Linked DNA regions of Homo sapiens: region 1 is linked to region 2. A link is a loop called in an ENCODE intact Hi-C map of the cell type or tissue named here. Cell type or tissue: CD4-positive, alpha-beta T cell. All regions are shown on one strand. Links, peaks and the distances in the headings refer to the core of each region. The heading gives the core; the rest is flanking DNA.

Region 1 (11,102 bases), core at 2,044-10,043, 49 kb after region 2:
AAACTAGCCCAAATTCTTCAAAAGTTGAGATGAAATTATAAGAGAGTTACTCCCTTGTGTTTCCTTAAGAGCCCAAGACTCCTAATGCCAGAGGTGTCAGTTTTGAAAAATTTCCTCTGCCCAAAGTTGATTATAACATTATTATAAAATTCTCAATGCCTGTCTCTTCTGGGTTTTCAAACACAGTATGGTGGGCAGGGATTCCTTTAAAGTCAAATTTAGCTGGAGGGAAAATATTAATCATTAAAGTTGGACTGGCCCCAAAGATTTGGTGTGTCTGTTCTTTTATCTTTACACTTACTTCTTGTAATACCAATTTTACAATAATACATATTTCCGCATATTTTTCTTATCCAAAAGCTTGAATATATATTGTGTCATGTTTTTGATTATTACTTTAGTAACACACTAGTTGATATAAATGTTTAGTGTTCAGAACTAATGCATTAGCTCCCTAAGCTGCCAGGAGTGTTACTGCCAATGGCTTCCAGTTGAGTGTATCTCTAGGAATTGTTGTTGGTTGAAAGAAGTTGCCTCAGTCAAGATTAAGACATTTCCTTGAAGGCTGCTTGAATTTAATGAGTAGTCAGAGTTGTGGTACAAAGATCTTGATCCCCTGACTCAATAGAGACAATCATGAAGGGCTATCCCAGTTACAGGAATCTCCACAGGATCAGTTGAAGCCTCTGGTGCAATTCATTGCAGTTCAATTTTATCTTCTGCCCAATCTTGCCTCCCTCATCCCTTACTTGTGTTGGTCTCTAGTAAATGCCCTGTAAATAAATCTGCACCTAAATCCCAGAGTCCTGGAGTCTGTTTTCTGGGGAATCCAACATAAGAGAGTTGGTTCTGGGAATGTCCATAGGAAGCAAACCCCATAAATGTGATTTTAGAGCTAGATTCGCTGTGGGTCGTATGGTAATAAGGACACCATCATTGGAGGTAGATGAAGCACTCACAGCCCCTGGCACATGTTTGCAGTATGAGTAAAACTTATACCAGTGATGAATGGGGATGAGATACTTATGAAATGTAATTCACTGGCAGGTGTAATATATTAAGATTTTTAGATACTTGGGGAAAATAATAATTATAAGAATGATAGGATCAGATAGTTACTGATGAGACACATGACATATTGGAAAAAGACAGTGGAAAGATGAAGGTGATTAATCACCAACATAAGGTAAAATGGTAAAGCCCAAGAGTTTCCTTGACATCACATAGAGGCTCTCATTTCCATCAGCTACAGAGTACAAAAGGCTGAGCATGAGACCCAGTAATTAATTATAAGAGAACCTGCTCCAGAGTAGGTTGCATTCTCAACCCTGTCAGGTCTGATATGCCAAGGTCAAAGCACTGATTGAGAAACGGGGGGACCCTGAAACTTGGAATGGGAACTCCTGGGACAATGTACTAAAAGATCCTGAATTTCAATAATCCTCGGAACCCAAAGACTGCAGAAATGTCTCACTTCTCACCCTTAATAACCATCACTCTCCCCTTATTTTGAAGACAATGTATAGATTTTTGATTGAAAGACACCAGTTTCTCTACTCAAGATATAGCACCACTTTCTCTACTGACTGCTAGAAAAATAACTGGGATTGGGTTATAACCCAATCCATAATCCCTAGCCATAACCAGGCCAGGAAAGTGCAGGGCCTTCTAAGGGAAGAAAGTCATTATATACCAAAGCTATCAAAGGACCTAGGCAACATGTATGGGTTGTAGTTGGGAGATTACATATGAACCTGAATCTTGAGAGCACTATAACAAGAGGGATGGAATGCGAAACTAGGCAAGGACATGTTTATCATATGGGATCACTCTCCGACATAAGATTTAATACACTGGCAGGAACCCTGGAAGATGGTACTCTTATACTGCTAGACTGGCCCTAGGATGCTTGGAAAAAGTGATGACTCATACTAAGTGAAGTGGAAACTGCCAGAATGAATGGTGAAGGAAAGAATTAAAGAGCTAAAAAATACCATGTTAGAGTTCATAGTCTACCCTGAAAACAAGTCACAATTCTCTACTCAGTTTCCAGACCTAAGCTAGTTCTTAGATCTGAAATCACTGACTGAAGGAGAGGCTGATTGACCATGAGAAAGGAACCTGCAGCACCATGGCAGGTATACAGATAATAGTTTCCCCGGTCCCTCTCCAAAAGGAACCACTACCATTTGCTCAAGTACCTGTACATCAGAAAAACGAGAATACTCAAAATATTAGAGGACTGTAGGAAGTATCCACATTCCCTACCCTCATTAGAGTGATGGGTATGGGAGTAAGATGTTAAGTGTAGTCCTGTCCCAGATCCAACTCACAGTGAGATCACTTATTCCATGGACACATCCTGTAGTCATTTCTCTAGTCTCCAAATGTCCGATTCAATGGATATCTTGGTGGCTGGAAAAGCTCCACATTGGTTTCTTGATCTGTGAGATGAGAACTATGTGTAGTGGGGGGAAATCAAGGGGATTTCTCTGAAACTTCCTCACAAGAGAGTAAGTCAAGACTAATATTGCCCAACTCAATGAGTGTACTAAAACACATTGAGTTATGCAGTTTAAATAGGTGAATAGTATGATATGTTAATTATATCTCATTAAAATGTTTAAAATTGCAATTTGGGGAAATGGCATACAGTAATGTTACCTTTAGACACCTAGAAAATGCACCTTAACATATCTCCATTTCATTTACCAATCTGGCACCTAGAGAAACCAGATACATCCTCTTGGTAACGGTGGTTACTGCAAACTCAATTAAGCAGCAACTCCAATTAAAATTGGCATTTCAGATATATTATCTTTACTAGCACAAATTAACATGGACTTGGGAACATGGTATATAGCCATTGACCTAGCAAATTTGTTATTTTCATTTCTATCAGGGAAGAGGACCTAAAGTAGTTCACATTCACATGAGATAAGCAATAGCATCTATTTGTGATCTTGCCCTGGAGCTGCAGTATTTCTGACACTCTGTTGTAATATAGCTGGAAGCAACCTGCACATTTGGACATTTCCAAAAAAAAAAAGAATTCTTTCAATTCAATGAAAAACTGCTAATTAGACCTGATGAACAAGAAATGGCAAATACATCGTAGGCTTTGGTAAGAAACAATCACTTCTGATGGCAGCAGAGAAACTCTACAAAGAATCAGTGACATGCCACATCAGTAAAGATTTTAAGAGTTTAAGAGGCAGGCCGGGTGCAGTGGCTCCCACCTGTAATCCCAGCAATTTGAGAGGCCAAGGAGGGTGGATCACGAGGTCAAGAGATCGAGACCATCCTGGCCAACATGGTGAAACCCTGTCTCTACTAAAAATACAAAAATTAGCTAGGCGTGGTGGCAGATGCCTGTATTCCCAGCTACTTGGGAGGCTGAGGCAGGAGAATCACTTGAACTGGGGAGGTGGAGGTTGCAGTGAGCCAAGACTGCACCACGGCACTCCAGCCTGGCAACGGAGCCAGACTCTGTCTCATAAAAAAAAAAAAAAAAGAGACAGGGACTGGTTGGAATCCTGTCATGACCATCATTTTGAAGGAAAAAAAAAGAGTGTAGCGGTGGGTCAGACTGAGACATACAAATATAAAGAACAAAGAACTGTCCAAATTAGAGAACTAAGAATTGCATTTTGAGCCGCTAAAGTAGAAGGATGTGTAATGCCTAGCAGAACTCTCCCAATTCTGGAGGCAGTATATATGCCATACTTGGGAAAACTATATCATCCCATTTACTGATAAGGAAGGTTACTGACTTTAAACGGGGTCCAGAGCAGGAAAGGGCACTGCAACAGTTCCGAGCTGCCGTGCATACAAGCATTCCTGCTGCTTGGGCCCTTCGATCTGGCAGACCTTCTTATGTTAAAGTTATCTGTGTTGGGAAAGATGCCATATGGCATTTAGGGTACCACCAAATAGAAGAGTAACAGTATGGGTTCTGGAGCAACAGTATGGGTTCTAAACATCTCCATATTGTCTGATGTTTAGATGATTGAGCATCATTCTAAAAATAGATGTTGGTTTTTGACTGGGTCCTGGTAGAAATGGAGCATCTGAACCTGGATGCACAGTGACAGAACTACCCACCTTGAGTTGGGTTATCTCAGACCCACCAAGTCATAGGGTCAATCAGACCTAGCAGTAATCAATCCATTGTAAAATGGAATTGGTATCACTTGGAGCAAGCAACAGTAGTGAAGTCAACTGCACAATCGAATAGTTCAGAAGTCTGTGCCATCCACTACTGCTGCACCAGTACCCTTCTCTCATCAAACAGCTATAGTAAATGAGAGAAGTCTTTTATGGCCAGCTGACACAGGAGGCAGAGGGCCATGCAAAGTTCATAAATTGGTTAGTTCAGCACATGGGTGCACGTTGACAATAGACTGCTATTCTACTGCAGGCCCACTTAGTGGTGGCCTTGAAAGACAGTGGCTAGAAGAAGAAATTATAGCACTCAGTAAAGTTTTGGGCAGTGCCTCTGGTCATGCACTTTGCAGGAAAATATAAGTAGACATATATGCATGGATTCATGGATAATGACCAGTGGCTTGGATCTTTGCTTGGGGCCCTGGAATGAAAAAAAAAATTGTAAGATTGCAGACAAGGAGATTTGGGGAAGATATATGTGGGTAGAATTATCAGAGAAAGCATATTGCATATTAAAACTAGAGAATATCCACCGAAACCGAGTGGACAGAATTATACAGCTAATCGATGTTTACACAGCTTCTGTTCTTAGCCACTGCCAAATGGCTGGGGTGACAGCCACTGACAGGTGGTTGCAAGTTCAGTACATTGGATTTCATCTATGCTAGAATAACCAGTGATTTATGTTGATTGGAATCAACAGTTATTCTGGGTATGGGTTACCTTTTCTGCTTGAAGGGCTTTAACCAGTACCATTCTCCAAAGGTTTATAGAGTTTTGATCCACCAATACAGATCCCATGTAACAGTAAATAAAACCAAAGGAACTATTTTAAAGCAAAGGAAGTTCATCAGCAAGCTCATGGTCACGGGATTCACTTGTCCTCTTACTTTCTATACTACCCAGAAACCATCAGATGATGGAGTGATAGAGTAGCTTATTAAAAGTACAGATGCAGCACCAGTTTGGATGTAAAGATGAGGCACCAACTTGGATAATAGGGCACTATCTTTCATGATGAGACACTTAACACATTGATATTCATTATATTGTGTTGTGCTCCCCATATGTAAATACATTGCAACAGGAACCAAGGGGTGAAAGTAAGAGTGGCCTCAATGATCATCAAGCTGAGTGACTTACTTGGAAGTTTGTATTCTGTACCTTTAACTCTAGGCTCTTTTAGCTTTAGAGATTTAGGAACACTCCCTCCCACCAAAGGACAAAGTGAGAGTCCCATTAAACATTAAGTCAAAGTTGACCTCTGGTTACCTTAGTCTCTTTATACCTAGAGCTTGGTGGGAAAAGAACAATGTCAACATCCTTGCAGGTATAATTGATCCTGATCTTCAGGGGGAGACAAGGCTGATGGTATACAATGTGGGCAGGGAAGGATTCATTTGGCATCAAAGTGATGCACTGGCGTATCTGTTGGTGTCCACTATTAACAGGTAATAGTCAAGTATAGCAGCTGTGCTTGAGAAATACATGGGGATTAGGAGCTCTCACTCCTCTTGGACGAAGGTCTGCATCACTCAACCACGTGAGCCATCAAGACAAGCAGAGGAGCTAGTTAAGGGTGAAGCAAACTTAAAATGATAAATATCCTTGAAATTAGCCACAGCACCGGAGTTTGTAGTTTGTACTGTTAATCTTCCTCTTGTATGTTTCCCTGGTGGTAGAGACCAACCATAATCTTGTAGGAGCTGCCTCCAGACAGGGTGAATTCACTACATTATATGAAGTAAAAGATCCAGAGACACACAGGAGTGAACTGTAGTGAACGCTATAGCGTTAGACACACAACTTTCTTTAAGGCCATGCACCCATCATCCAGCTGCCAGAATTGTTGACTACTGACAGCACTTAGCTGAATGCCCCTCCAGATATCACCCATGGTTGGTGGAAGCTTCCTCATTTAAGGTTCTGTCCTTTGCCTCTGGGTAGGCTGCAGCCAATGACCGGTTCATGGAGCGATACAAAGGCCTGGCCTCTGCCTCAATGGAGGCAACCCTGAAGAGGCACCCGAGACTTGTTAGAACTGCCTGGTGGTTAAACTCCTTCTGCTCAATCCTGCTTCCCTCAACTGGCATGTGTGTAGTTCTCAGGAACACTACCCAACACACTGCCTGCATGCTAATCTCCATTTCCGGGTCTCTTTTTGGGGAAGCTAACCTGCAACATTTGCCAACTCTGCTAGAATAATACTTCCTTTTTTTCTTACCTAGCCATTATAAATGTATACGTGATGTTATTCTTTCTCGGACAATAAATAGTACTTTTAAACTCATGTTTAAATGATTCTTTCATGTCTCCTGAAGGCCTGGTGTCAAATTCCACTGAACCCTCTTTCCTTTGCCTTTTTCCTAAGATTGCCAGACCTGGGTACCTGCAGGCACAGCTGAGGAGACCTGGCATTTTCTCATCTACTCTTCAAAAGTGCCATGATCTAGTTCCTCTATTGCTACAGCAATAGCATAAAGACAAACCTTGCAATGGCCTCTTTTAATATGAAACAATTCAGTTTTTACTTTACCAAAGCCACCAATTTCCTGTACTTTTAAGCCTTTGTCTCACTTCAAGAACCACAAAACACAATCATTAACAAACACCAACAGTATTTCTCAGTCTTAATTCAAGTTTGATGTTTCAGTTTAAGTTCTACCACAGAAAAAAGTCTCCAGAAAAGTGTCCTTTTTGGTTGCCTGGATAACTTTTCATTAACAAAATAAAGTCCAAACTCCTGTCAATGTTAGGTCCTTTGTGCTTTGTCTTTAAATGAATCTCCACTCTGATCCTGCTAAACTGATTGGTATACAATTTATATCTCGTCCATTTTTTGTAGTACTCTCCTCTCTCATGGCTCTTCCACCTATTAGTCAAGCCCCATCTCTTATAACATCTGTGATGAAGTTTTGTATGACCAACAGAGAGAAAAACAGAGTGGTGGGCCCCCAATCGCTTATGGGAGAAAGACCATAATCCCTCCCACAGCTTGGAAGGTCCTGTATGGGACAGCTTCTCTGTCCAACTCCAGCTTTCTCTGGCACATTGCTTTCTGAGTTTCAGTCCCATTCACATTTTTCTCTTTGTAGCACCGACGTTCTTCCTGCCAAAGGGTTATTTGGATACCTTTCCTCATACTTCTTACATTGCCTCTGTCCTGGAAGCTCTAGTCTTTTGCAAGAGCTTCCTCATATTCTTTCAGATCTAATATCAGTTTTCACTTCCTCAGGGAAACTTTACCCTATTTCCCAGAATAGGTAAGAATTCCATTACGTGCTCTCACAGAACCCATAATTCTGCTTATAGCTGTAGCTATGTTCTAGTTACCCTGTATTTCTTATTTAGTGCTTTTCTTATTAACTTAGTCAAGGTTTGGGTAGAAAATCAGAAATAGGCACTTTATGACAAGCATGGTGACTCACATCTGTAATCCTAGCACTTTAGGAGGCCGAGGCAGGTGGATCGCTTGAACCCAGGAGTGTGAGACCAACCTGGGCAACACAGCGAAACCCCATCTCTACAAATAATACAAAAAATTAGTGGGGCATGGTGGCCTGCACCTGTGGTCCCAGCTACTCAGGAGGCTGAGGTGGGAGGATTGTTTGAGCACAGGAGGTCGATGCTGCAGTGAGCCATGTTCATGCCACTGCACTCCAGCCTGGACAACAGAGTGAGACCATATCTCAAAAATAAATAAATAAATAAATAAGACATACCCACTTTAGGCCAGGCGTGGTGGCTCACACCTGGAATCCCAGCACTTTGGGAGGCCGAGGCGGGTGGATCACGAGGTTAGCAGATCGAGTCCATCCTGGCCAACATGGTGAAACCCCATCTCTACTAAAATACAAAAAATTAACTGGGTGTGGTGACGTGCGCCACTAGTCTCAGCTACTCAGGAGGCTGAGGCAGGGGAATCGCTTGAACCCAGGAAGTGGAGGTTGCAGTGAGCCGAGATAGCACCACTGCACTCTAGCCTGGCAACAGAGCAAGACTCCAACTGAAAAAAAAAAAAAAAAAGACATACCCCACTTTAGGTATGTCGAGGAGGAAGGGACTAAATATAGGAATGTAAGACTTACACAAGACTTTGGAAGGGAGGAAGAGCAAAGCCTGGGAGGAAACTGACATCAGAATTCAGGAGCCCATAAAGTGCAGGAGTCATTTGTGATCTGGGCTGAGCCTCTGTGGTGAATTTGTAAGCTAAGGCCTAAAAGCTGCTGGCAAAACCTCCTATGAGCCATCTGCCAAAGCCCATGCAGTTCTCTTACACGCCGTAGGAGATTACTACCTTCTGCTTCTTTTCTTCCTTCTAAATCTCTTGCAAACCTCTCTCATTACCAGAATCTAATCTGCTGGTAAGCATTTTAGGCAATGTAGTTCGGCAGCTTCTAGAACAAGTTTGACAAACATTTCTATAAAAAGCCAGATAGTCAATATTTTAGGCTTTAGCTATTGTAGTATAGATTGCACCCACACTAACATTTGAGTTTTGGATAATGATTACACATTACAAACTCCTAGTTTTCATTTGATTCTTCCCCAAAACCTTTTTTTTTTCTTTCTTTTTTTTTTTGAGCTGAGGCCTTTCTCTGTTGCCCAGGCTGGAGTGCAGTGGCATGATCTCGGCTCACTGCAACCTCCACCTCCCAGGTTCAAGCAATTCTCCTGTCTCAGCCTCCCGAGTAGCTGGGATTACAAGTGCCTGCAACCATGTCCGGCTAATTTTTTGTGTTTTTAGTAGAGACGGGGTTTCACCATGTTGGCCAGACTGGTCTTGAACTCCTGACCTCAGACAATCCACCCACTTTGGCCTCCCAAAGTACTGGGATTACAGGTATGAGCCACTGCGCCTGGCCCCGCTAAACCATTTTAAAATGTAAAAATTATTAATTTGTGATCAGGACAAACAGGTGGCAGGTTAGATTTGGCCCATAGGCAGTTGTTTGCCAACCCTTTGTCTAGACCCTGCAAAACAAGAAGGGTCTTGTACCTAACTAACAAAACTACAATTGTTTTATCATCTCAATGGTATCATAGATGTGAGTTCAGGAAGAGGAGGTGAAGAGCAGGAGCAGATGCTAGAGGATTCTGAGCCACCACTCCTGAAATATACTTGTGGTTTCTTCACATTTTCAAATTCAGTCTTATATTCATATGTATAAGTTACATTTAATCACGAAAAACGGCTGCACACATCCCACTTCGTAATTCTATGGGTCAGATAGCACTCAGTTCTTAATGGTAGCTCCATACCTATATCGCTGGTGTTCCATACCACCATCATCTGCTTCTTTTCCACCAGGGCCAAGAAACAAACTAAAAGCAGCCTTACCAATGGAGGATAGTAGTTTGAAGAAGAGGAATTAGCCTTACTCTAAAACCTCAGCGGTCTGGTGATGTCATTGTTGCTGGCAACAGATTTTATCCCTTTCTGCCACAAATACTTCAAGTACAATTCACTTTGCTGGGTCACAGGTCTAAGTGATGGGTCAGCTTGCACAGAAGCCTGGACCTGCTGCATAACCCCACCTTGCTCTAAATATCCCTTGGAACAGGTAGCTGTATAGGTTACCTGGTGGTTGGGCCAGAGTAGTATATCCAAATATGGAATTTGTCGCGTCCCAGTTTCAATGAGACATACTGAATGCTAGAGCTCTTTCTTTTGTGGACTGTGCAAAGTGAGACAACTTGTTTCTAATTTGAAAAGGAATATTCTGCCATTTTCACAGCATTGTCACACTAGAAACTTCATATGATCACAAGTCTATGAACTTTCACATGGTTTGTCTCCCTTCCTTGGTCATGTGTTTGTCTTCCTAAGGCATCAGGTTGTTAGTTTCTTCCTGATGACATGGTAAAATTAATATGCTCCAACATGGCATTCTACTGGGTGTCAAGATAATCAAGCTCCCTCTAGACCAGGAAGCAGCTATTCAAAGTACGTGCCTGCAACAGTGAGGTAAGGAGCTTCCACCAGAAAATAAATCAATGCACTACTCCTTCATCAAAAAAGTCTTTCTAAGAAAAAAATTGTCAGCTGAGCCAAACGGTGTGCTTAGTGGTATAGTTCACATTCTGGTGCAAACTTCCTAATTCATTGGGGATAAATAAGAAACATGGACCAGAAACCAGTTCACAGATGACACTTTGAGGATCACTGCTCTAGTCTAGACCTCAACATGACAGAGATCAGATATTGTCTTGATAAAAGACAGCAAAGTTGTACTGCTGACCCTCTGGGCAAAGGTGAGGTGTTACAGGTTATAGTTACTGATGGAAACTAAAAAGAAAGCATTTGCTAGGTCAGTAGGTTCATATTGCATGCCAGAAGCTGATGTGTTTTAGTAAAGGTACCAGCCATTTCTTGCCTCAGATTTCCAGGTTTCAATTTCCCCAGGGCAAAAAGTCTGTCTATGCAACTCATCAAATATATAAGTGACTCAACTCCATATACGATTTGATGAACTGTGTTTTAGGGGAACTTCTGGAACCAATTACAGTATAAGTCAAGAGTTCAGCAGGAAATTGATGGCATACTCAAATAGTTAATTGAGGGATTTTTGTTGTTGTTGTTGTTGTTGAAAAGACTATTTACAGTAGTACCAATAAGGGTTGGTAAAGCACCCAAGAAGTAACAAAGCTATAAGTTATCATCCCTGGGCCTGAATGGAGACAAGAATAAAGCAGTGTTACTGGAACCTGGAGGGCTGAAGTTATGGGGCAAATGGCTCCCTCCCAGGACATTGATAGAGGAATTGCAGCCATTATAAAAAATGTGGACCAGTATGGGGAATGTACCACCTCCCTTTCCTCCCACCAGCTGGTCTTTTGTTGGTGCCTTGCCTTGGCCAAACCAACTCTAAGGCAGAAAGCAAGGGACCCCGGGTGATGCAGATTCAAGAAGTTAGCCTCCCATAACAGAGAGC
Region 2 (11,102 bases), core at 1,911-9,910:
AAAACTAGAACTAATTTAACCTAAAACAAACATCATGAATGGTGGATTACTGAAAATTGCTCTCAGTGGTCATGAATGAAATACAGAGATCTTTTTTTTATCATTACCTCTATTCAGTATTATAGTAGAAGCAAAATCCATCAATATTCACAGACAATGCAAATGTACACATAACATATACAAAATGTTAAAGATATATTCTTAAAATTCAATAAGTACAACAAAGAGAAAATGATTTTAAAAATACCATTTAAAATGGCATGAAAAAATCAAATAACTAAGAATAAATCTGAAAAAATACAAGATCTGTACAAAAAATTATAAAATGTTATTGACAGAAATGAAATAGACTTAAATAACTAAAGAGCTATACCAGATTAGTGGGTCAGAAGACTTAATTTAAAATGATGCCAATTTTCTCCAAACCAAAGCACAGCTAATCAAAATTCCAGGAGGACTTTTGAGGAAGTTGATAAGTTAATTCTAAAATGTATGTGAAAATTCAAAGTGCTAAACTTAAAGAGGAATAATAAATTGAGAGAACTTGTTCTAAAGCAGTAGTTATCAAATTTGGCTGTGTGTTATAATCATCAGGAAGATTTTCAAAAACTGATGGTGATGCCTTACCTTTTACATAATTAAATCTTTACCTCTTGAGGAGAAACCTAGGCATTTATATTTTAAAATCAATCCAGGTATTTTTATTTCACAACCAAGTTTGAGAACCATGGCTCTGTAGCATATTATTAAATATAATCTAATAGAAAGTATATATTAGATATTGCATATCCACATTATTTAAGACAGGAAAAATTGATGTAAGGATAGCAAGTAGATGAATAGAACAGCATAAAAGGGAAAAGACCCAGGCATGTATGGACACTATTTCTGAGTAAGGTTAACAGAGTAAGATGATAGAGAAAAGGCAGCTTTTCAATAAATGTCACTGCACCAATTGACTCTGTAGAAGAGAAAAATAAATATTGCTCTCAACTTCAAACCATATACAAAAACATAAACCCAGATAGACTACAGATCTGAAGGTGAGGGTAAACAATAGGATTTCTAGAAGATAATACATATTTTCATGAACTTAGGGTAAAGAAAAAAATTGTTGACAACACAGAAAAAGGAAAATATAAACTGACTACACTAACACGAAAGTGGAAAACTTTCGTCCATTAAAAGACACAATTTTGAAAATAAAATATGAAACTATAGACTAAGAAAGTAATTTGCAACACAGAAAATTGACAAAGAGTAAATATCCCAAATATATATATACACATAAACTCCATCAAATCAATAACAAAAATGTATAAAATTCAACAGAAAAATGAGCAAGAAATATAAACCACCTCTGCAAAAAAGAGTATTTCCAAAAATCCAAGAAATATATGAAAAGGTGCTCAATCTTATTAGTCATCAAGGAGATGAAAACTAAAACCATGAGCTACCACTATACTCTTGCCAGAATGACTAAAATTAAGAAGACTGATAATATCGTGTTACTAAGCATATGAGTTAATTGGAACACAAATATACTGCTTGTAGGAAAGTAAATTGGGTTACTTAAGAAACTTGCTTTTCATTAGCTTCCAAGGGTGAATGTACACACACAATATGACATAGTAATCCTACTTACTTTTATGCCCTACTTAATGCATATACACGTAGGCACACATGTACAAGAATTTTCATGACAAAATTACTGGAAACTCCAAGCCAGAAATAATCCAAATGCCTATTGGCAGTAGAATTAATACATAAATTGTAGTATATTCATCTAATGGAATAACATACACTGAAAATGAATGAACTATATATAAAACAGCATGGATTAGTTTCACAAATATAATGTTAAACAGATATACCAACCAGAAAAGAATACATACTGTAATTTTCCATTTATGTAAGGGTCATAAATGGACAAAAGTCATGATAGTGGTTACACTTGAGGGAGATAGTATATAATGACTGAGAAAGAGCACAGGATAGGGCTTCTGGAATACTTGGAATTTTCTATTTCTGGACCAGGGTGGCAGTTACATGAATGTGTTTACACTGTGAAAATGATCAAGGTATTTAGTTTTTTCCCTCTTAATTGAAGTAAAACATAGTAGTAAAATAATAAGGTATGAAGAAGATGGTCTGGACACATAGAGGGACACTACATTCTTTCTTAAAACAATATAGAATGTCAATTCTTTCCAACTTAATCTACCAAATCAATAAATCCAATAAAAATCCCAGTTAGATTTCTTATAGAATCAATTGATTTAATAAAAACTCATTGAAAAAGTTATGAGATATTATCTCACTTCAGTTAAAATAGCTTTTATCAAAAAGATAAAAAATAATGGATGTTTGAGAGGATGTGGAGAAAAGGGAACGTTTATACTCGATGGGAATGTGTATCAGTACAGTCACTATGAGAAACAGTGTGAAGTTTTCACACACACACACACACAAAAATAGAACTACTTACAACCTAGTAATCCCACTGCTGGATATATATTCAAAAGAAAAGATATCAATATATTACAGATACCTGCATTCACATGTTTTTACAATAGCCAAAATATGAAATCAACTTAAATGTCCATCAACAGATGAATAGACAAATAAAATGTGGAATATTATTCAGCCATAAAAAAGAATGAAATCCTGTCATTTGCAACAACATGGATAGAACTGAAGGACATTAGGTTAAGTGAAATAAGCCAGGCACAGAAAGACAAATATCACATGTTCTCATTAATTTGTGGGAGCTAAAAAAATTGATATCATGGAGATAGAGAGTAGAATGATGGCTACCAGGTGCTGGGAAGGGTAGTGGGAGGGGGATAGAGAGGGGTTGGTTGATTAATGGGTACAGAAACACAGTTAAAAGGAATAAGATCTAGTGTTTGGTAGTACAATAGGGTGACTATAGCTAAAAATAATTTACTGTATATTTCAAAACAACTAGAGTAGTGGAATTGGAATGTTCCTAACATGAAGAAATGGTAAAAGTTTGAGGCAATGAATAATATCCCCATTACTCTGACTTGATTATTACACACTGTATCAAAATATCACATGTATCCCATAAATATGTATATATATTATGTATCTATAAAAACATTTTTAAAGTCTATGAATATCTAAGCCAATTTAGGAAAAAAGGATTGAAAACAAGGGATTGGTCTATACATCATTTCTATATTAACATGTATTGCAAGGCCATAGTTACAAAAATAGTGTGTTTGGGGGCAGCTAAGAAAAAAAATAAACTAATGGAATAGAAGAGATATTTTAGAGACAGACTGATACAGAGGTGAACATATAATATGATTTGAAGGAGGCAACAAAAATCAATGGCGGAAAGATTGTCAGCTTAGCAAATGGTACCTGGAAATCAGGTGAACTGTATAGAGAAAACTAAAATTGGATCCCTGTACAATTCATAACATTGTCCTCCAAATAGACTAAAAACTAAATGCAAAATATGAAACCGTAAAGTTGATAAAAACAACATAGGAAAATATCTTTTTAAAGTAGACATAAAGAAAGACTTTTTACGTAAAGCCTAAAAAACACAAACCATGAGACAAAAAATGATTTGGGGCTGGCTTAGAAATAGAGACATTGATAATATGATTATACACGGCAAAACATAGTCTGATTCCAAAAATCAACTTACAAATTAGTTAAATAAAACTGTACACTAAGCTGATAACAGCCCATATCAATTCATCACCTGCAAGTATGTGTGTGTATATTTTATATATATATATATATATATAATATATATAAAAACTGGAGCTGACGTGTTAATCTTTCTTTTACTTTGCAACATAATATGTAATACATTATTTTGTCTACGAACAAGAAAGACCTGCCTACCAACAGTTAAGTTATTTTCCTGGTAGTTTTGTCTTGATCTGTTTCTACAACTGCTTCAATTCTACCACTCTTGAGGCCAGAAATACACCTACAGAATTATTAATTGTATTCTATGTATTCAAACTAACCATGTAAAGATTCTAGGTTGTATATTGGAGGTTATAATGTTCTTTCACCTGAATTAACATAGTGAGTTACACCAAAACTCACTATCTTATTATTCAATAAGTTTAATTGAACTCTGAGTTTCAACATCAATTTTTAAAAATTATCTTGTAGCAATAATTTCTATACCTTCAAATTAAAATTTTCATTATTTAAGGAATTTGGAGTTAGGCCACTACAGAGTGAGAAAAACATTGGTATAAGCAACATTTAGGAGCTAAAAGTTTGGGAAATATTTGGAAATACTTCTTTCTAAACACTGTGCCTTTGATAGTTGCTTTTGTTTTAGCAAGCTAAATTTTATTTTTTATATTGTGGAAACATAAATATTGATAACTAAATTTATTATTCTTGATTACAACCAATTTCAAAGCAAAGGCAGAAATAGTTCACCATTCAAGGCCTACAGAAAGCTCAAGAAGCTTCACTCAATTCCTTATTTCTGTCTGTCCCAGAGTCCTGTCTAGTTTCTCCCCTCTCCAACACCATTGGCTTTTGACGATTCGTTGGTCAGTTCATTACTTTCTTTTGTGATCGCCTTTCCTTTACCAGAACTCACATATTTGCTGTTAAAATTCCCCCCCTCCAATTTTCAAAAATGTATACTTTACAAGAATGTTCTAGCCAGTAAAGGTATTGGAGAGTGCTTACCTTCAAGATAGATGCCTGCCTGGATTTCTAGAACCCTGGGTAGGGTCCTGAGGTCAAGGGAGTGGACGAATTCTTCCAGTGATAATGCCATTGCTATGCCTTGGGTAGTTTGTAGACCTGGTGCTCACAGAAACTTGTGGCTTCTGGGTGACACTTGTCTGCAATTGCAGCCCCTGCTCACCATTTCTTCCTCAGGCAGGCAGGAATGTCACACTACAGCCAGAGTGGGGTGGAGTAGCTCTATGTGGGGAGGACAATGAAGAGGGAGGGGGGAAGCAGGAGACAAAAAATGTTATAGCTCTTTTTGTTCACATTGTGGCTTCATTTCCTTCTGACATTGAAGTTGAACAGGATGGGGGTGGGGTGAACAGACACTGCCCAAAAAATGAGACGTGCTAAGTAGCGCATTCTGTCCTTTGTTAATCCAGGTGTGCATCTACTATGGTAGCAAAACTGAGGTCAGAGTTGCTTGTGGCTTGCCCACCAACAAAGAACAGGAATATAGGACTAAAGTCTAATCTTAAAAATGGCACCATGTGAATTCATTATCTCTCTAGTTCATTTCTAAAGCTTGGCTTTGTGCCTTATTTGCATACTGTCAGTGCCTTTACATTAAAATTGGTAATAAAAGTGCTTTGCGTCAGCTCTTTTTAGAATTCTGATACTATACTCTGGAGAGAGTATTGAAACCACTTTTTATTCTTCCACATTAAAAATTTTGCTGAATCTTAAAGGAGGGTAGGGTAGGGATAGAATATGCAAAATGATACAGTAAATTAACAAAGTACATTAAAATGAGTTTTCTAATCTCTACACTATAGTAGAAAGTATTAAAATTACTTGTCAGGAAACCTGCATTTTCTGGGTTTAGTTCTGCTTTTGATTTACAGGCTAACGTCAGCCTTGTCTTCTCTGATTTTCATTTGTTTTATTTACTAAATGGAGATGAAGTAGAAGAGTCCAATAAATTTTATAATTTCTTCCAAGTTCACAATTCCACAATTCTGATCTTATTGTTGAAATTTAGGAGGGGAAATGATCAGCACCAAAGGAAGCAGGAGAAAACTCATGAACATTGATCTCTTCAAAATCCTGCCCCTCTCTATTTTTTGCATGTAACTGAAACAATATTTAAAATATATACAATTAAAGGTGGTAGTTCCTAAGTCTCTTTAAGGTAAAGTAGAAGAATATTGGTTGAGGCTGGGTACGGTGGCTCATACCTGTAGTCCCAGCACTTTAGGAGGCTGAGGTAGGAGAATTGCTTGAGCCCAAGAATTCAAAACCAGCCTGGGCAACATAGTGAGACTTTGTCTCTACAAAAAAATTAAAAAATTAGCCAGGCATGGTGGCACATGCCTGTAGTCCCAGCTGTGAGGAGGCTGAGGAAGGAGGATCACTTGAGCCCTGGAGTTTGAGGCTACAGTGAGTTGTGAACATGCCACTGCATTCCAGGCTGAATGACACAGCAAGACTCTGTCTCAAAAAAAAAAAAAAAAAAAAATAAAGAATACTGGTTGGTATGTATACACTTGAAAGATGACAGGAATCTACACGTTTTCTTTAGTAACCAAACCCAGGCACTTATCTATTAACTGTTTTGGCCTTAGGCTGCAGAGAGCATAGCCACATACAGAGGGTCAGGGGACATCTCAGTTCTACCATGGCCATCATGTAAATGACCTAGAAAGATAAAAACTGCCTAGTTTTGATATGGAGCTTATAAAACTGTTTCAACTCTTTGTAATCCTATTTGACATTTTCAATAATCAGTCCAGCTTCATTTCTTTCTTTATAAAAGTAGAATTTACGATTGACCACATCAACAGGTTTACTATCATTAGATTCAAATTCCTCACTGGCAACTTTTTTGTCCAAAAATGTCCTACCCTTGATCTGTCTGCCTTCCATACCCCTCCCCACAGTTTACAGCCTAGTAGTGTATTTCATGTGGATGAATACATGAAAGAGGCTTCTGTGGACTGCTCCTTAAAAATTATGAATCCGTTAGAACTGATGCCACAATACATTTCATTTGATATCTAATGCAAGCTGGATATCACTTATTTTTTTAATATTCCCAAGTCAAATTTCTATCCTACTAGCCAAACAGCCATTTCGTATCACCAATCTCTTACAATTACCTAGGCTCCATCTGCTTCTGCTCTCGCGACAGATGACGCTCTCTCTGTGATAATCATCTTCGTATTCTCAGTCTTAATTAATGACACTGCTATTCTCTTAGTTTCCCAAGCCGGAAGGCTTAGAATCATGTGAGATGCCATTTTTTTTCTCTAGCCGTTAAATCCATCAGGCCCTATAGATGGCAATACTCAGTACCACTCACTCTGTCTTTGCTCTATATCCCCACTGCTACTGCTTTAGACCAGATCGTAATCACTTCTGACACACAGGCAAAAAAATCCTGATGTGAGCAGCCAAGTTAAGGTTGACAAAGAAGAGCAATGAGTTCAAGAGTACTTGAATCATCAAGTAAAATGAATTATTGAAGTTTGGTCATTAGAACAGCATGTTATAGGTGTAATAATAGATTAACGAGAATTTTAAAAAAAAAACTAGACTGTATATAATAATTTACTATTTGAAAAAGGTGAAATTCCAAGGCAGTGGGAAAGAATGTTTTATTCAACAAATGGTTGTTAAATAATTGGGGAGAAAATTTCCCTAACTTTCCATGCAATGAAATTAAAGTTAGATACATTTTAAAATTAAATTTAAATAAAAATAAACCAGAGGGGAAAAATAGGAAAATGTCTGGAAAAGGGTAAGAAAATAACTATTTCTGAGTAGTAATTGAAGGAAAAAACTAATAATATATTTGACAACTAACTTATGAAATACTCCTGTAAATCAAAAAGGAGTTTGAACAAAATAGAAAAAAAAAAAAGCACATCCTTCAAATAAACAATGGCTTAGGTGGGTAAAGGCCACTTGTTAGTCAATATGCAAAATAAAAATATTCAAAGACTTCTATTTCTGGCTATGAGCTTGTATCTGACCACGTTTTCTACCAAAGGCACCTAGAAGAGCTGTATACTTTTTAAAAAAGCTGTTTTAAGAAACAAGAGAGCTGTCAGGGTGCAGAACATGAGAGGCCAAGATCCTGTAAAGCAGAGCAGAACCATTAGAGGAACTCCATATTCTGCACTTCTTTTCCCTCAAGGCTTTTATGGGTTAGTAACTGGCACCAAGAGAGAGTCTGAGAAGGCAAAAACTGGTGGCTCAGGAGGAGAGAACCTGAGTTGAGTTTTTGGCAGTTTCACATAGCAAAAGAGACCAAAATAAATTGGACTTTGGGAAGTAGCAATTCCTCCAGGAAAAGTCAGAGAAAGGTATTGCTCAGCACCACTTTTTCCCCTTAAAATTTTTTTGCTCATTGAAAGCAGTACAGGGTTGATTGTATGAGACACAAACAAGAGCATGGTTGGTAGGAAGCTGAAGAAGCCAAGGAGTGCTTTCAGCAGTCTTGCAGAACTGGGAAGCCAGGGCCAGCCAAGGAGGGAGCAGGAGTCACAACAAATGCCTGTGTTCTCAGTTGGGGCTCCTGAAGGCTGCTTCCTAAGAGAAAGGGTTGCCTATAAATAGAACTAGCTTTACAAAAACTGAAGCTTAGACTAAAATTAGCTCAATCCCTCATTGGATTAAAGTGGTCTGCCCCTATTCTTGCTGCCAGATAGAAGCAAATGTAAATCCTCCTGTTGAGGAAAAGCAGCCAGAACTTCTGTAATATTTAAAAATACAACATCTATAATTAAGTATGAAATGAATGGGAATGCCAGAAGACAGGACAGAGAAAGACAGAGAGAAGGGAGACCACAGAAACAAACTCATGGGGTAATTCCGATATTGGAATTATTAGTCCTGCAATTTAAGATAATTTTGATAAACATGTTCAAAACTAGAAGACAAGAAGGAGAAAAGAACTGCCATCTATAGAAAGTATCGGATGAAAATTCTAGAGTTAAAAAATACAGTAACTGAAATTAAAAATTCAATAATTGGTTTTAACAGCAAATGGGACATACAGTAAGAGAGGATTGTTGAACTGGAAATGGGAGCGTAGGAAATATCTGCTCTCTCTCTTTCTCTCTCACTCTCTCTCTCTCTATCTATCTATCTCTGTGTCTCTGCAGAGAGATATTTCAGCCATAGTGGAAAGATCTTATATGTAAACTGAGTCCCAACGTGAGAGGAGAAATAATAGTGGGAGAAGAAATATTTTAAGAGATAATAGCTGAAGATTTTCCAAAGTTGAAAAAGGCATCAATCCATAGATTCAAGCCTTGCCAACACCACCAAGGAGGATAAATGCAAAAGAAGGCACACTAAGGAACATCATACTAAAACGTTAAAAAGCCAAAGTCAAAGAGAATATCTTAAATGCACTCTGAAGAAAAGAAATTGTCACTTTCAAAGGATCACCAATAAGATGATAGCTGACTTACTAACAAAAACCAATAAGGGTAGAACACAATGGAATACCATCATTAAAATGCTGAAAGAAACCAACTACCAACTTGATATTCTAAATCCAGAGACGCATGAAAGCAACAGCAAAATAAAGACATTTTCAGACAAACAAAAACTAAGAAAATTCATCACCAGTAAACTCTCACTAAAAGAAATACTATAAAGGGTGTTCTGCAGGCGAAAGTAAAATGATCTCAGACAGAAAGTCAAGACCACAGGAAGGAATGAAGAGGGTGAATATGTCAGTGAACTGAATATATTGAGTTCCCAAAACAATAATTAATGGCTTGTGGAGTTTTGAATATATCTGCACTATATATAGTTCATGCAATATATTGTAAAATATAGCAGTAATGCAAAAGCAAAACTGATAATGAAGTTAAAATGTTCTAAAGCATTAGCCTTCTAGAGAAGTTGCAAAAGTGATGTTTAATATCAGAGTTAAATAAATAAAAACACATGTAATTTCTAGGAAAGCCACTAAAAATGGTAAATGAATGATAAAATTAATTAATCCAAAAAAGACGAGAAAGAAAAGAAAAAGAACCTCAAAATTGCTAGCAAACATTATGATGGTATACATAAACTCAATTATACTCTTAAAATAATTTAAATGAAATAATTACATTTAAATGAAATAATTTAAATGTAATTAAATGAAATAATTTAAATGTAATTTAAATTAAATAATTTAAATGAAATAATTTTTACAAATAAAAATTAAATAGTTTAATAGTTCAAGTAATAAACTAATGTTGGCAGATAACATTTAAACACATAAATCTACTTAAAAATATACAATTTAGTTATAAGTTTATAGAAAGTCTAAAGATGAAAAAATGGGAAAATAAATACCATAAGACATTAAGCAAAAGAAAGCTCATGAAACTACATCAATATTACATCAATTAGATTTAAAGACAAGAAGGATTATAAAAGATAATAAGGTTATTTGTTTAATAATGAAAGGGTGACCAATTCTTAAAGAAAATTCACAGCTTTCAATAATATACCTTCAAAATATCTAAAGCAAAATTGACCAAATGAATGGAATCAGAGTAAAAACCAACCTGACAGAAAAAGCAAATATTTATTTCATAAAATTCATACTGTTAATGGTGCAATGTTTAGTCACTCATCTATATTACAAACTGTTGTGATCTATCTTGAAATCAATTTGATGTAGCAATTTCACATTTAGATATAATCAGATACACACAAAGATTTATTTATACCATCAACTGAAGCATTTATTACTTTAATGACCAAAAAAAGGAGGAGAAAAGAAAAGAAAATGCATTTCACATTACCCTAATAATTCAAACAGGGAAGTTCCTGTTGGAAAAAAAATATTGTCCTCACACCAGTCTTGCTACTACTTAACACATCTTTTTAAAATTTCTGCTAAAGAACAGAGAAGGACTTGGCTATGAAATGATGATTAAATTATAGTTAGTATCATTATTGCCAATGATTTCTATCCCAAGAGAAGTATTGTTGAAAAGAAAAAGAAAAGAAAAATGGCTCAAAGCAAACTTTACGTAAAATACCAATTCGTTTGTTAGATTCTCTATAGCTGCTTTCCTAAAAAGTAAGTAGAACTGTCTGAATGTTAAAAAACAAAAAAAAAAATTCACAAGCAGAGAAATAAGCTTCAGCAGTAGAGGCTTAAAACTATATTATAATATTTCAGTGCAATGTAATATTTCTTTGAGTAAAGAATAAACCCTTATCTCCAAGTAGATAGTATCGGAAAAAAACAAAAACGAAGAAATCTTAGAGATTATTCTGACTGGTATCTAAATCATTCATTCTCTGAAACTTTCTTTTCATTGGTTATTTCTAAAGAAGAAAAAATTAGGCTTATAGGAATCACTCCTGTGATTTTGGATTAACCAAAAGGTGCC

Evidence for each region. Hi-C counts contacts between places; a loop is a spot of excess contacts. Peaks named below come from ENCODE experiments on the same cell type or tissue, not always from the same donor. Only the 100,000 strongest peaks of a DNase experiment are listed, where the experiment ranks them.
Region 1: a loop joins it to region 2, with 3 times the contacts of the local background. A loop is called at or near these places in 5 of 110 quality-filtered maps.

What each region holds. Positions count from the first base shown.
Region 1 is chr6:127,944,666-127,955,767 of GRCh38, forward strand. No RefSeq gene overlaps it. Among named protein-coding and RNA genes, the nearest start is that of THEMIS, 49 kb to the left of the region's middle. In CD4-positive, alpha-beta T cell, for the core only: no CTCF peak of the experiment used is centred there; a DNase peak (open chromatin) is centred at 6,706; H3K4me3 peaks cover 819 bases; H3K27ac peaks cover 1,217 bases.
Region 2 is chr6:127,896,138-127,907,239 of GRCh38, forward strand. THEMIS (thymocyte selection associated) reads right to left here and starts at 4,921. Exons shown (of 6, transcript NM_001010923.3): 1 at 4,705-4,921. The coding sequence starts at 4,795. In CD4-positive, alpha-beta T cell, for the core only: no CTCF peak of the experiment used is centred there; DNase peaks (open chromatin) are centred at 5,014 and 6,984; H3K4me3 peaks cover 3,564 bases; H3K27ac peaks cover 3,452 bases.